2 separate regions of the Homo sapiens genome follow, and region 2 is linked to region 1. A link is a loop called in an ENCODE intact Hi-C map of the cell type or tissue named here. Cell type or tissue: Caco-2. All regions are shown on one strand.

Evidence for each region. A loop is a pair of places that touch in the nucleus more often than their neighbours do. Peaks named below come from ENCODE experiments on the same cell type or tissue, not always from the same donor. Only the 100,000 strongest peaks of a DNase experiment are listed, where the experiment ranks them.
Region 2: a loop joins it to region 1, with 5 times the contacts of the local background. A loop is called at or near these places in 2 of 110 quality-filtered maps.

The regions. Positions count from the first base shown.
Region 1 is chr5:143,592,105-143,600,104 of GRCh38, reverse strand. It overlaps LOC105378209 (a long non-coding RNA gene), which reads right to left. Exons shown (of 4, transcript XR_944375.1): 4 at 1,671-2,087. Among named protein-coding and RNA genes, the nearest start is that of MIR5197, 84 kb to the left of the region's middle. RefSeq lists a cis regulatory region at 3,707-3,720 and enhancers at 3,642-3,786, 3,607-3,901, 3,665-4,864, 7,322-7,381. In Caco-2, no CTCF peak of the experiment used is centred here; DNase peaks (open chromatin) are centred at 3,634, 4,174 and 4,734.
Region 2 is chr5:143,678,022-143,686,021 of GRCh38, reverse strand. It overlaps MIR5197 (microRNA 5197), which reads right to left and starts at 6,162; the gene lies at 6,051-6,162. In Caco-2, no CTCF peak of the experiment used is centred here; DNase peaks (open chromatin) are centred at 2,381 and 4,911.

The DNA of each region.
Region 1 (8,000 bases):
ATGACAATAAAGTCCTGGAATAGTAATTTCAGGGGTTGAATCAGGATAGCCTTTGACACAGATAGGAGACTTCCAGCATGGAAGGAAACGGCGCTCAATCAGTAAAAACACTTTAGCACCACCTCATATTTGTTTGTTTATAAATGAGATAATGTATATTATATAATACATTATAAAACATACAAAGGAAATGTTCAATTTGGAAATAATGAAATTTGTTATTTAGTTGTATTTATTATTTTTAAAAATAGAAGTTCTAGTATTTCTCTTCCACTCTGAAACGAATTGTTTTGTGCACTTTCTGAGGTGTGTCACCCCACAGTGGAGACCACTGGATTAGGCTGCCGATTCTAAAATTGTCGTAGGGCTCTATGGTGATCAGATGTTAGCGTCAACAGGAATTTGGACCTTTTTCATTGATCCAATTAAGTGTATGAGCGGTTGCTGGCTCAGGGCCTTCCCAAGGCTGCTAAAGTCCCAGGTGATCTTCTAACCCACGTCCCTCAAAGAGGACAGGGTGATCTCTCCAAAATGGAAACCTGCTTATGGAATGTCACTGCTTGTAGCCCTTGAGAGGTTGGCTTTGCATGTACCATGGAAGCACAGGACCCTCAGGGTGCCCTCCAAGGCCGGTCTCTGCAGCTGTGCTCCCTCAGCCCACCCCCCAATTGATTGCCTCACTCCACTCCAGACCTCCTTTAGGTGTTCAGGGACACACAGGATTTTTAGGGCATTGAAACTACTCTATATGAAACTATAATGGTGCACACATGCCTTTATACATTTGTCCAAACCCACAGAATGAACAACATCAAGAGTGAACTCTGATGTAAACTACGGACTCTGGGTGATAATGATGTGTGAATGCAGGTTCATCTGTTGTAACTAATGTGCCACTTTGGTGGGGGGTGTTGATAATGGAGGAGGCCATGCATGTATGGGACCCAATGGTATATGGGAAATATACCTGTACCTTCCTCTCAATTTTGCTATGAACCTAAAACTGCCCTAGAAAAATAAATTCTTCTAAATAAAGAAAATATTAAATAGTAAAAATAATGTTCAATGATGATAAACAAGCTAAATAAAAATAGTAGGAAAACAGAATACCATAAAATAGTAACACATTAGAAAGATGAGTAGTTAATATTTATATAATGATTACTTTTTGTTAGGCACCATTTCAGAAACTTTACATATATTAACACATTTAATTCTCACAACCACCCTTATAAGTTAGGTTCTATTATTATCCCCATTTTATAGACAAGGAAACTGAGACATGTTGAGTTGATAACATGCCTACTGTCTCACATGTAAGTGACAGAGTCAGAATTCCAGCCCAGGGCCCCTAGCTCCAGCCTCTGAGGTCTTAACCACTGTACTGTACTAGCATGTTTAATAAAATGAAAATATGTTCATATATTGTGACATCTGTTCTTTCAAAGAGCAAATTCACTCTCACCCGTGATCCATAAGGAGCTTAATTCCAAATTTTGATTGTTATGACATTAAGAAAGAGCTGTTAATCTTTGAGGATGAAGAGGTGTCTTGAAAAGGAATGACTGTCCTAACTTTCTGTTACTGATAAAGCTGGTCCCCCCCGCCCCCACCCCAAAAATAGGTCTTTCCCTCTTCAGTGCCAGGAAGCCAATACACAGAACAGAAAGTGAGCATCAAGCAGTACCAGCTTCATTCAATGGCCATGAAATTGAGAACCAGGAGATTGGCTCACAAATCACCTTCTCAGCTTATGAAAACCAGGAAGTCACAGATACAGAATATCTCTAATGACAGGGTCAGGCATTAAAAGCAAAGAGAAGAATATTCACATCTTTTCTGGAAATGGGCAGAAAACTCAGAACCAGAGTTGCCGCCTTCCTTTTTGTCATTTTATGGTTTCTTCTGTCATTGTCATGGTGATTGTCAACTGTCATGGTGCTCGCGGGAATGTCATTTAGCACGGAAATTTGATTATAATGAAGTTCCAGGTTCTTCAGAAGTCAAGTGAGCTGCCATCTTGGATCCAACAAGTCCCAGTCGATTTGGTCACGAGGGGGAGCTTTTGACGTCAGGCCTCCTGTTCCCTAAAGATGAGCAGAGTTAAGGCGGGGTAGAAATTTACCTAGTCACATGGGCATTACATTGGGTAATATTTCTAGTGGTGTAGATTAATGACACCCAAATATTATAACTCTTTATAGAAGAAGATTTGTTTACTCAGAAAATTTGTACTTTATGTCTGTCAGGTATGAGGCACTGCTAGGAATGGGGGGATTCATCAATGATTCAAATAAGCATAGTTCCTGCCCTCAAGAAGCTTATAATTTTGTAGAGGAAATAGACAATAAACACCCAACTCCTCATTAATTACCACTGTGAAAGGAGTTACAGAAGAAACGTCAGAGTACAGTGAGCAGAGAGAGGCCAGCCACACTTGGTCAGTGAGATAAGAATGCCTCTTGCCCTCCACTGGTGAGCATCTCACTGAGTGCAGGGAGGCTGTAGAGATTGGACCCCGAGCATGTGTTTGATCCATTGGCTAGAGAAGAAACTTCTTTTGATCAAATCCTGCCACCCCACACCAGCTGTGTGACCTTGGGCAAGTTATAGCACCTCTAAGCGCCTTCATTTTCACATCGGTAAAATGTGTATAATAGTAACACCCATCTCATTAATGTATTGTGAGGATTAAAGAGAAAATAATTGTATGGCAATTTGAACTGTGCCTAGAAGGTAGTCCACACTAAATAAGTATTAACTACTATCATTATTAGAAGTAATATAATAATATTGTCTTAAAACCAGAGATCTGAATCTAATAAAAATTAAGAAAATATTAAATAGAATAAAACTATGCATATAATAAATACTAAATAGAATAAAATTGGAAAGATAGTAAAGAGGATATCAATACGTGGAAATACTCCAGGCTGATAACCAAGATGAATTTCATACCAGATTGCTAATGTGTCTGCCCATTCACCTACAAGATCTGCTGAAACGGCTCTCCTAAAAATGTCCCCATATCTCTTCATGGTCATCCTGAGTTGGAATTCCCAGAGTCAGAGAGACAAGAGTCTATTTTGGCTTTTCCCTGAAACTTAATCGAGTGTAGCTGGTGTTTTAGACATTGTATCCTGATATTTTAGCTCTTATTGAAGTTATTTAGGGTTTTTAGGAAGGGTCTTGGATTCTCCTCTTTTGCTAATTTTTGATGTATTATTATTAAATGATTGTAACCATCATTAGAATTCTATGTATTTATGTGTAAATTTAAAATATTTGTAACTTTAGTATTTAGAACTACTTTAAAACAAAACCATGTACAAGCCTATCCATATTCTTTCAGTTTCATTGTGGCTGGATACTATGTTGCCTTGAATTTTACCTGTTACTTGCCCAGCTTCTGGATTTCCAGTATCAGAACATTAGAGGTTCATATTTTCCATACAAAAATAGAAAAAGTCATAATGGCGTGAAAGTCCCTGGGAGATTCACCCTTTCTTCTAGTGTGGTGTCTCAGCAAGTTCCCAGGCATATCACAGGATGGGAAGGATGGGGAAATACTCACCTAGGGCACTTACAAGGAGATAAGAATGGGAGGGCAGAGGGAGTTGGTCACCACGCTTGAACAAAGGGAGAAAAATATGTACACCTCTCATGAGTCATCAGTGAAAGTATCCAGCATGCTCAGGGGGCCTCCTGAACTTTGAAACTTGGATTTAATCCAGACATGAAATATGGAAAGTCACTCTTTATGCAATGCTTTCATCACCACCTCCGTTTTGCCTCTCTTTCATCTCAGTTAAGAGATACAAGACAGGTTCTTGTAATGACTGCCTGTGATTGCCATGCTAACAAAACTATTTACATGGAAATTAGGAATCCCATGTAGAATTCCAGAATCAAAGGTCCTGTGGATATGGTAATCAAGAAAATGTCTTTATATCCACATTATTGTGCCCATATGGTTATGATGCCATCTGGGTGCTAATTCTAATGCTATTCTTTCATGAGATGTTTAATAGTGCTCAATATTATTGACTGTTTAGTAGGCAGTAGAATTAGAGTTCCAATTATATGAGGTCATAGCACTGGCTACATGAGTGACCAGAAAGATGACTTACAGGGATTCCAGAAAACACACACACACACACACACACACACACACACACGCGTACACATGCACGTACACATACATGTATGCACTCATCAGGTAACTCTTTAAAAATTACTTAAATTCCTGATGAAGAGGCTACCACTTCTAAACTAATAAATGTCATGTGGACAGATATCTCCTTAGTAGCTGGGCTCATGCCATCCCTGCCCAGAAAAGGGGGCTAGAATCCCACAGAAAAAGCAGAAGATTATGCCCTCTTAGGAACTATAGTCCATCCTCCCAAGGTTTTTTTCCCCTTTAAGCAAATCCTCCTCACAAAAGAAAGATATGTTTATTTGTATTTTCAGTTAAGTTGACTATTTATTCACATTTCCTGCTGATGAGTCATTTATGCAGTTTACTGAAAAAAATAAATTGGTCACTAAAGCACTGCAAAATTAGGGTTCAAAGACGCAAAACTGACGTAAGCATCAAATAGGTACAGGTTAAGAATTTAATCAGCAAATAGATCAGTCAGCACGCTAGGACAGTACTCACACAAAGACTGGGTTTTGTTTAATTCTTTTCCAAGGGATCAGCACAGCCAGCCTGTCTGGAGCACCTCTGTTGGTTTTGCTCATCAGATACTTGTAAACAGAGCAAACACAGATATTTGATCAAGAAACCAAACCCCACATGCCTGGAATCAAGTGTGAGAAAATATCTTGGGCTTACTCCCATGATGCCTGTGTAAAAGTCGCACCGTTTGTCTGTAAATAAAAGGCCTGAGTTTAGCAGAAGATCATAGGAAAATGCAGCAAATGCACCATGTTTACAATGTGCAAAGGCAGAGAGAAGCATCAGTTCTCAGCATGAGATTGTTGGTTATGCCTGTGGGGGAGCAGATGGGAGATCACTATTGATCTCTAAAGTAGCTGGGTCAGCCAGACATGTTGGCTCATGCCTGTAATCCCAATAATTCAGGAGGCCAAGGTGAGAGGACTGCTTGATCCCAGGAGTTCAAGATTACAGTCAGCTGTGATTGCACCACTGCACTCCAGCCTGGGCAACAAAGCGAAATGTGGTCTTTTTTAAAATAAACAAATAAAATGTAAAAGTGGCTGGGCCTGTGCTCCATATACAGACTCATTTGCCCTCTTCTCAAGAACTCATCTGCTTTTAAAACTGGAGGATGATTGTTATTTTTATTTCTTCTTCTGGATACATTTTTAACCAACGTTAGAAAAATCAACCAGAGAGACAAATATCCATATACATACAGTAGCTTCACTAAAATATCTAGGATGGTCGAAACTGTCACCAAGGAGCCTTAGAAATGGATATTAATAACATGTACTTACCATGTGCTAGGCACCACATATATTACCTGTGTTAATTAATCCTCAGAACCATGGAAGAGTTACCATTATTATTCTCAACTCATGGATGAAGAAAATGAGACATAGCTTTGCCAACATTCACAGCAAATAAAGGGTGGCCCATCTTGACTCCAAGTTCAAGGTCTTAGCCACTACTTTGCTGACGCCCATTGAAGATGAATCAAGCACACCTGCACCATATCCAGCTGGTTGTATTATATCCAGTCCTTCTTATTTTGCAAAGAACCAATTCTCCAAATTAAAAGTCTCTTAATATCACCCTAAATCTACAATCCATAAAACACACCTTTGATTTGTCATATACATTTTCTTTAATGAACAAAGACAAAACTTTGAAATTTTGTTCAATTGTTTGAAACAATGACCTCCACATGTTGCCTAACCTAACAGATGAAGTGAAACAATCATTTTATAGCTCCAGTTCTTTATCTGCTATTACAGCCTCCAGCGTTTAACAAACTGTCACAATGTAAATCCCACAAGGTTCTCTAGAGCTCACACAGTTCTGTGTCCACCAAGCACTGAGCCATGTTTATTGTATATGTTCACGCTTGTATCAGGTGCTGCAGGTGTGTTGGCTCCCCTAAAGGGAACAGACATTCCGGCTCCGTTCTTTTTCTCCTTTTACAAAAACTATTTTCAACTACCCCCTCCATCCACCTGCCCCTACAACCTCATTCTTCTCAAATTTGCATGCTTCAACAAGTGCGATACTGTTGAACTGCAGTAAAAGTTTCACTGTTTCCCAAGGCAGGTGGTGCCTATAACTTCACCAAGGCCTGAGAAAAAAAGGATCGCTTTAAAAGTCAGGCGCTGGGTTGTCTCCCTTTCCTTGTTGTCTGCTTGGGCATTCCCTGGTACCCCACTGTCTATAAAGGATGACTAGTGCTGAAAGATAGGAGAATGACCCACATTAGCCTTTATTTTCTAAAGCTAAGTTTAAAGTACTTGCAATAGATAATCAAAAGAACTGGGAATTTAACTCTGAGCATAGCAATTTTCACCTGATTTTCTTTGCCTTCCAGAAAAGTGCCTGAAAACAGGAGGTATGCAATAAGTAATTGCTGAATAAATAAATGAATGATGCATGGGTAAATGAATGAAAATGATCTTCTCTCCATTCTATTCCTCTTTGGGTGGCCAACTTCGCTGTAAACTTCAAGTCTTAACTTAAAGATCACTTCATCCCAAAAGGCTTTTTGTAACTGCCCCACCACCACCAAATTAGATGAGTTCCTCCATTCTTTGCGTTTTCTTTCATTATGCTAATCCCTGTAATAATTCATATAACGGTTATTTTAAGTACTTATTTATTGCCACTCTCCCTTCTAGAACATAAGCTCCCTGATGGAAATGATGGGGTCTGCTGTGTTCCCTGCTCTACCCAGCATCCAGCAAGTGCCTACCATCAATTACGCACTTGGTAAATATTGTTGAATAAATGACAGAAGTTGCTATACAACAAAGATTTAATCTAGAAAGCTCTGTGGACTTGGATAGACCCAGTCCAGAGAGCAGCATGTGTCCTCATGGTGCATGAAATACACCAAAAAGTTTTAAAATCTCTTGCAGGGGCTCTTGTTCCTGACCTTTTCTTTTCTTTTTTTTTTTTTTTTTTTTTTTTTTTTTTTGCTGGACTGCCTGACAGAGGTTTCTGTTTTCCTCATGCCCTGGATGTCCACACAGCTGCACACCGAGCACAGACTTATTCATAGGCAGCTTCCTGTCACGTGAGGGGCTCCAGATTTAGTTTTCTGCCACAGCCAACAGACTCAAAGGGCCCATGCCCACCTCTGCTGGTCCACAGGTTCAAACGCTGCTGCCTGCGCAGTTGAGCCCTGGCCCCTCAGTTGCCCTCTCCCACTGTGGGAAGGAGACAGATGGGTTCTCCACATGCCTGCTGCTACTGGGAATGGGGTGAAGAAGAAGGCTACTGGCCTGGCTGTAAGAGGGCTTTCTGCGAGGGAATCTGGCTGGGACAGGAGCCCAGTGGGCTGGTGGGGAGCCTGACTGGTGGGGGGCACTTAAAGAGTTCATTCCTGGGTTGACATTAAAAGGAGCACCCCATAGTTCCAGTTCTATTTCCCTCACCATCCACTAATACCCAGCTTCCTCCATGCAGGGGATGGGTAAACTGTGTCACTGGTATTTAGGAACTAATCTAATCACATCAAGCCAGAGAGCCCTAACTCTATACTCACTTTCTCATCTGGGTAAGCCCCTTAACACCCCTAAGCCTCAGTTTCCTCACTGTGAAATGGCAATAATGCCTACCTGTTTGTGCTATGATAGGAATCCAGGATTCATAAATAATAATAATAAACAACAATGTGTGAGCACTTACTATGTGCCAGACATTGTGTGATAAACTCGAGATGTGTTTAATCCTCACAACTTGCTTCTGAGGGAGCACCTCTTATTATTCCCATTTTTATAGATGAGGGAACTGAGGCTGCAGAGAAGTTGTGCACCTGCCCAAGGTCACCTGGCTGGAACAT
Region 2 (8,000 bases), 86 kb before region 1:
ATGACTTAATTTAACCCTCAAATCAGCTTAGTGATGCGGATGGTATTATGACCATTTTAGGGAGGAGGAAATTGAGCCTTCCCAAGGTAAGACAGTAAGTGGTAGAGCCAAGCTATGAACCCAGATCTACCCAACTCCAAAGCCCATCCTCCTCCTACTCCTCTAAGTCAATTCGTTCCTCTTCTCTTTTAGAATATATAGTCCTTATCGGCCACCTGATATTTGTGATTTAGAGAACCCCAGCATTGCATGTTAACTACCTTGATGGTGTTGTAAGAAAGGTTCAGGGGCATTTCAGAATTTTCATCAAAAGAAACATCATTTGATGCCCTGGGTGTCAAAGTTGTGGGTACCAAGTTTGTGAAGTATGCCTTTCTTCATGCAGATTGCCTTCCAAGAGAGGGCAGTCTATGCTTCCAGATAGTCAGGGCCCTGAGTTGTTTAATCCTTGCAATATCCAGCACAGTGATAGAATCAATAAATATTGGAATGAAAATAAGCTAGGCATAGAAAGGAATTGTTTGATCAGTGGCGGACTAAATTAAAGTCCTGTTGAATAGAGCACATTTTCCAGACTTTCCATAACACAAGTTGAAAATCTTGGCCCCACTGTTTTCATCTAGCACAGAGGAAATCACTTCTATTTGTGCAAATGGAAAATGTTTCTGTCTGAATAGTTGACAGATGTTGCTTTAGGCCAATGGTTCTCATCTCCATAAAACCTAAAGTCCTCTTTGTATATATAAAAGGTAATAACAGTTTCTTTACAATCCTACACAGAAATTTATAGATTATATAACCAATACAAAATTTTTAAAATAAGTACTCTATATATAATATGAAAGAGAGATAAAAGTAATTTGTAATAAAATAACACATTTCATCAGTAAAATCCTCAGGCATGACAACACTAGAAGACAGTTTTTAAAAGACACAGTTTAGGTTGGGCACGGTGGCTCATGCCTGTAATCCCAACACTTTGGGAGGCCAAGGCGGGTGGATCATGAGGTCAGGAGTTCAAAGCCAGCTTGGCCAAGATGGTGAAACCCTGTCTCTACTAAAAATACAAAAATTAGCCGGGTGTGGTGGCATGCACCTGTAATCCCAACTACTTGGGAGACTGAGGCAGGAAAATCGCTTGAACCTGGGAGGTGGAGGTTGCAGTGAGCTGAGATCACGCCACTGCACTTCAGCCTGGGTGACAGAGCAAGACTCCATCTCAAAAAAAAAAAAAAAAAAAGACACAGTTTATTACCATGGATATTGCTATTACTAATACTAATAGTATTACCATGAATGCACAGCCCAATGCAGATGGATGCAGGTGTGTTACATTGGACACTTGAAAACCTCTTATTGCATTGCTGTCCATGATGTGATTTTTTTTCCCCCAAATGATGAAAACCTCTTGGTAAAGTTCCAAACAAATCAAATACAATCTCCTTTGATTTATAAAGTAGTTGCATTCCTGAAAAATTTAGACTATATTAAACCTGTATACAATATTTTTTATTATGTCTGAAAGAGTTAAGTTTGAGACTCTAGGATGCCTGCTGGGACAGTTCTTTGTTGTATAAAACTATCCTATCTAGCCTCCCTGAGGCCCACTCACTAAATGCCAGTCACATCACTTCAATCATTCAGACTAGCAAAAATGCCACCACAATTTTTTTCTTTTTTTTTGAGACGGAGTCTTGCTCTGTTGCCCAGGCTGGAGTGCAGCAGCATGATCTCGGCTCACTGCAAGCTCTGCCTCCTGGGTTCATGCCATTCTCCTGTCTCAGCCTCCTGAGTAGCTGGGACTACAGTTGCCCACCACGACACCCAGCTAATTTTTTTGTATTTTTAGTAGAGACGGGGTTTCACCATGTTAGCCAGGATGGTCTCGATCTCCTGACCTCGTGATCCGCCCATGTCGGCCTCCCAAAGTGCTGGGATTACAGGCGTGAGCCACCGTGCCCAGCCCACAAATTTTTAAAGCATCTCTGAGGAGGTGTAATCAACCTCCTTGAGAATCACTGCTCTGTGTAGCCAAGTGAGGTCCTGAAAAGCTATGTGAAACTTGAATTTTCTTACTGGAATCTAAATTTTCATATATTAAGTTTACTTAAAGTGAGGTGCATTCTTAAAAAAGACAAAATGGATTTTGTGGCATGAACAAAGGTGTTCCTCATTCACTATAGGTAATGTTCTTTGCTCACCCTAGGCAGTAACAAAAGACACTACTGACTGATGCAACTCAAGTAAGGAGAATGCAGAGTTATCTTATGTGTGTACAGACAGCTGATAAACAAAGAGCAGGTGGACTACAAATATGATAAAGATGCACTGGCATAGGTTCAGGCATCTGTGTATTCAGCTGACTCAAAGACTAGGCAAAAGCCTTTGGCCGTCTCACAGGTTGTTGGGGTCAATTCAGGAAAAAGGTGAGCTCAGGGAAAGATGAATGTCAATAGTTGCTAAAAGTTTATTATGGAAACAAAGGATATGAGTCAGGGTAGAGTGTGGATAAGTAAATGTAAATGAAGGGTTAAACATGCTAGTGATGTCACAGTCAGCCCAGGTGAAGCTATCTAGTAAATATCGCTTCATGAATTACATTCTCTTGGATCTGGATTTTGACCCGGAGGAGCCACTGGTGGATGACACAGAACTATATTCCGCCCCTGCCCCCCTATCCTGGAGTGGTAGCAATGAGTTATGATTGGGATCATAATATTGGGAACACTGTTCCCAAGACACCTTCTCCTTCCTTTAAATCTCTGGAAAGCCAGCTCACTTCAGCTGTGTGAGGCAAACATCTGTTCACCATATTGCATTGGTCATAGTGGAGTCTGTTCATCTGTCTCTTTGGGAGAAGAAATGGTGGGCGTGATTCCACACAGATATCTTGGCAGGCTGATAAAGACCACCTTCCAAGCTCCCCAAGCTGGAGCCTTCCCTAAAACTAGCCATGCACAGCTCAGTCTTGCTGTAGTTTGCATGCCTGCAGCAGATTCCCTTCTTTAAGAAGTCTCTGCAAATCAGGCCCAGACAGACTCCATCGCCTATTCACCTAAAGTTCACTAGGCAATGTGCCTGGTGTCATTTGAGCAAGCTGCTTGGCAGCCAATTTTTTTTTAATGATATGATTGCCCAGGCTTTCAAATCCCATTATGAAACTGTTTATCCTTTAATCAGAGCTTTAAAAAAAAATTGACATTTTAGTTTGATGGAAAGAGATGTTGAGGAGAAATATTTGGAAAATTGCTCTATGGGGCCAGATGATGCAGTGAGTCACAATCACTGAACATATTTTGCAGGGAGGAGGTCTGTGGTTGTCCCCATTCTTCCCTGTCCCAGAGCTCTTAATGACAGGCAGTCACTGGCTATTAAGGAAATCAATCCTACCATGGATAGGAAGAAGGTAGAACTAATTCCCAGGACAGCTATGAGATTCATTAGAAGAGTTATTAGGAAGAGAGGCCCACCCAGGCCCTGCCTTAGGGCCCCCTCCACCCTAGTGACAGAAAACAAGGAGGCCCCTAGCTATGTCCTACGTTGCATTCCAAACCCTGCATTGATGCAGCTTGTCTGTTATTGGAAACAGTTACCAGCCAACAGCAGAGTGTTATGCCTGCTGCTTCACTACAGCCACACATAACTTCAGGGCTGCAATATGATCTGCTTCACACAGAGGGAAGGGAGTATGTAGTACATTATACGTACCCAAAGTCAAAACAGGGGACTCAGGATTGGCTTTAAGAGAAACAGTTACATATTTCCATAAACATTCTCTGAGCTGCTCTCAGCTGTTGGGTTTTCTCACATCCACTTATCTAGAGAAAGCTTTGGGTGATACCACAGCATGGCACCCTTGTCCCCTCAAAAGCCCACACACATTTGACTGACTAGGAGAAGTGGGTGTAGGACCCTGGGGCATTTAGCCTCATAAGAACAAGAAAGTTATTTTTTATCACAGCTGAGACCTGGCATCTAGTGTGATGCCTGGCACATAGTAGGAATGAATGAATATAGATGGCACACAATCACTGAATGAGCCATCCCTCCCTCCCCAACCTCTTCCTCTCCCTGTCTTCCCCATTCCACTGCCTCCCACCTTTATTTCTTCAAAAGCAGGGGAAAAATCAGAGTATAAGATCTGGTCATGAAACAGAAAGAGTCAATGTTAGGTGACTAAGAGATAGAAGCAATGTCTGTGTTAGTTAAGAATATGAACTTGGGGATGGGCGCGGTGGCTCACGCCTTTGGGAAGCTGGGGCAGGTGGATCACGAGGTCAGGAGTTCGAGACCAGCCTGATCAACATGGTGAAAGCCTGTCTCTACTAAAAATACAAAAATTAGCCGGGCATGGTGGCATGCACCTGTAATCCCAGCTACTCAAGAGGCTGAGACAGGAGAATCACTTGAACTCGGGGGGCGGAGGTTCCAGTGAGCTGAGATTGCACCACTGCACTCCAGCCTGGGTAACAGAGCAAAACTTCATCTCAAAAAAAAAGAATATGAACTTGGGAGTCAGGTAAACTTAAATTTAACTTTTATCCTTTGCCACTTGTTAGTTGAATGACCTTAAACAAATTACTTACTAGTCCAAGCTTATTTTCTCATTTAGAAAGTGGGTCTAATAATAGTACCTACCTCATATACTTGTGATAAGGATTAGAGATAATGCCTGAAAGTACTTGGCACGCTACTTCAGACTTTAGTATTCAATAAGTGTTAGCTGCTTTTGTTATCTTTCCATATGCTCATTAATACTATGTGGGAATCAACCCAACTAAGCGACCACAGACAGACCTGCATCCCTCTGAGAAAAACTCCTACCTCATCCATCTCTGAAGCAACTGAAGTCTCTAGAATTATTCTTGGTACAGATTTGACCATTTATTAGCTTGGTTTCCATGGTTACATTAGCCAACCTTTGGGCTTTCGCGTCTTCATTGTAAACAAAGATGGCCACTCTATGTACACACCAAGATAATCACATGTGAAAATGATTGTAAAGAGTCCTAAGAGCAAATATGAGTTTTCAGTTTATGCTCTTGTCTAGAGAGCTAATATTTTAGGATTAGGTTAGGGAGTGGGAAGGAATATAAACATCTGGGAGCACTGTGTAATGTGTATCCAAAGACATTTATCCCAACATCACTGACTCATACACATCAATGAATTGAAGGGTTTGTCATTCATAACAATTATGCCAACCATTCTAGCTGCGTATAATCAGTAAACCTGTTTTCTTTGGAAAGCTGAAGAAGTCACATGGTCTCCATTTTCATTCCAGTGATGTTCCATGGTGGTTTTAAAAATTCAGGGGCTAGGGTTAGATAATTTAAAAAAGGCCCAGCACGGTGGCTTGTGCCTGTAATCCCAGCACCATGGGAGGCCAAGCCAGGTGGATTACCCGAGGTCAGGAGTTCCAGACAAGCCTGGGAAACATGGTAAAACCCTGTCTCTACTGAACATACAAAAAATTAGCCAGGCATGGTGGTACACACATGTAGTATTAGCTACTTGGGAGGCTGAGGTGGGAGGATCACTTGAACCCGGGAGGCAGAGGTTGCAGTGAGCCAAGATTATACCACTGCACTCCAGTGAGACTCTATCTCAAAAAAAAAAAAAAAAAAAAAGAGAGAGAGAGAATTAAAAACAAAAAAAACCTCAGGCTATATTTCTACCAGTGGACAGTCATTTTTCTCATACACAGTAAAGCAGTGTATATATAAAACAAAGTAACATGAATGGAAATGAAATAGCCAAGAAGGGAAAAGGGAATAGTGGATACAATCATCTTCATAGTTCAATTAATATTCTACCATGCCAAGAATTTTGCATATATTATCTCAACTCTTGCCTGTAAGTAGATACCATCATCTCCATGTTACACAGGAAGAAGAAATTAAGGCTTACAGAGGTTAAGTAATTTGGCCAAGGTCACAGACCTGTGAAGTGCAGAACACTGCCCTCTTTTAATGTCTGCTTTTCTTGTTTTGTTTTCTTGGATGGTTGAGTGGAACTGGCCACTCTGAGTTACCCTCTGTGTTGACAGAACATGAGGTGAAGTGACATTTAGAGCATTCGATGACTCAGTCTCTTCTTGAACTGGCAAAAATTCAAGAATGAGTTTGTGCCATTGATACTCATTGTCTGTGGAATCCCATACAGTTCTTCCCTAGCTGTAGATCAGGGTCAATCTGCAGTGACAGAACATTCTACTTCTCTAACATACCATCAGTTTTCTCTTATCACTGTAATGATCTGTTGGGTGACCTTCCATCAATCAGTCTGCTGTTCAGTTTCCTTCATTGTCATTTATGAAGCGTATCCTATAAGTAAAGCCCATTTATACTGGGCACATAGGAGACAGAAAAGTGAAAGAGATTATCCCTGCCTCCCCACGAGAAACTACTCTAGTGGAATTGACATGAATAACTAGGTAGGTAGAGAGAAATAGATGGATGAGGAGACTATGACAAATATGAGAATAAAGGCTAGAATAGTTTGCTATACAAGCAGGAAAGGGAGGGTGCTAGCTTGAAGGTGGGGATCTGAAAAGCCATCTTGAAGAGGCAGAATTTGATCTGGGCTTTGAAAGAAGGATGAGGGGCAAATCTTGGAGAAGGGTCGTGCTACCAAGCAGACAGGACTGTCTTGATTATCCAGCTCATAGATGGCCATCTTGTCCTCTTTTTCACTGGGCTCAGGAATAGTCTGAGCTGCTTTCTCCATACTGCAGCCCAAGGGATCACCACCAATTCTACATAACTGGTTGGTATAAGGAATGAATCCTCTTGACCATCCCTGATTTACCCCTATAGTGGCTCTGCAGGAAGGAATGTTAAGCCAAGTAATCGGGGAATTGTTGTATCCCACAGACCTGAGTAGATGACTATTTGGATTTAGAGAGGGTCTTTCAATAAAAATAAAGTACACAACAAATATAAGTACCTACTTATAGACATGTCCTTGGAACCTCTTACCTCATTCCTTACCTCTCTCTCATCTATGCTTCTCATGGTACTTTATTTAACAGAGACATTTGTTATTCACCTACTTTGTGCAGGGCTCTTTGCTAGGTATCATACAAAGATGTATAAAATATGCCATCTGTTCTCGAGGAACCATCAATTTATGGAAGTATAAGACCTACATTCAGAAAACTATACAAGTCCATATAATCAGAAGGTCATGTGCATTGGCATTTTGAAGTTCTACACTCTCCCATCTCTATAAAGTAACTGGCTTGAAAAAAACAATCTGCCTCCAAAATGTAGGGTATGGTCTCAGGAGAAAGTGACTCACACAAAAAGATGATGACTTTTTGTTCTTCTGCTGTCTCAGAATTTTTCTATCTGTATGATTCCACATTCAAATTCAAGTTTTGAGATGAATACCCAGTTCCCTTTGTATTGGGTGACATTCTATGCTATTAATCTCAATTGATAATTTTATCTGTGTAATGGCTTCTAAGTATGAAAAAAACAAAAAAATTCCTCTCCGATATTAAAGTTGGGAACCAAATAGAATAAATGTTTTACATCTGACCCAAGCATGTAGTGGAAAAATACAGAACCTGTATTTTCAAATCATTTAAATGAAACATGAAATTGAAACAGAAAGTCAATAACCAAATTAATCATCTTATTACAAAGAAAATGTAACCTGCTTCATTACTGTAATGGCAAACATCAATAGAGTAGAAAATTGACCAGTTTTCTTACATTAGAAAAAAATCTGATTCCTGGTTGCCTAGGAAGCTCTACTCATATTAGTCTTTATTGCATCTTCTGTAATGAATTAAAGCCTGTAAGGTCTCATTAGCACATTACTAATGTAAGTTTTAAAAGCCATATTAAATAACATAAAATGTTACAGTATGAATGTTGTGAGGCTGAGTGTTAAGAGAACAAATTTACATTTTACTATTTTGAAAGTGAACCCATTTGGTTTTGAAGATATTCAACAGCACATGTAAAATAACCAAGAACTTTATCCAAATT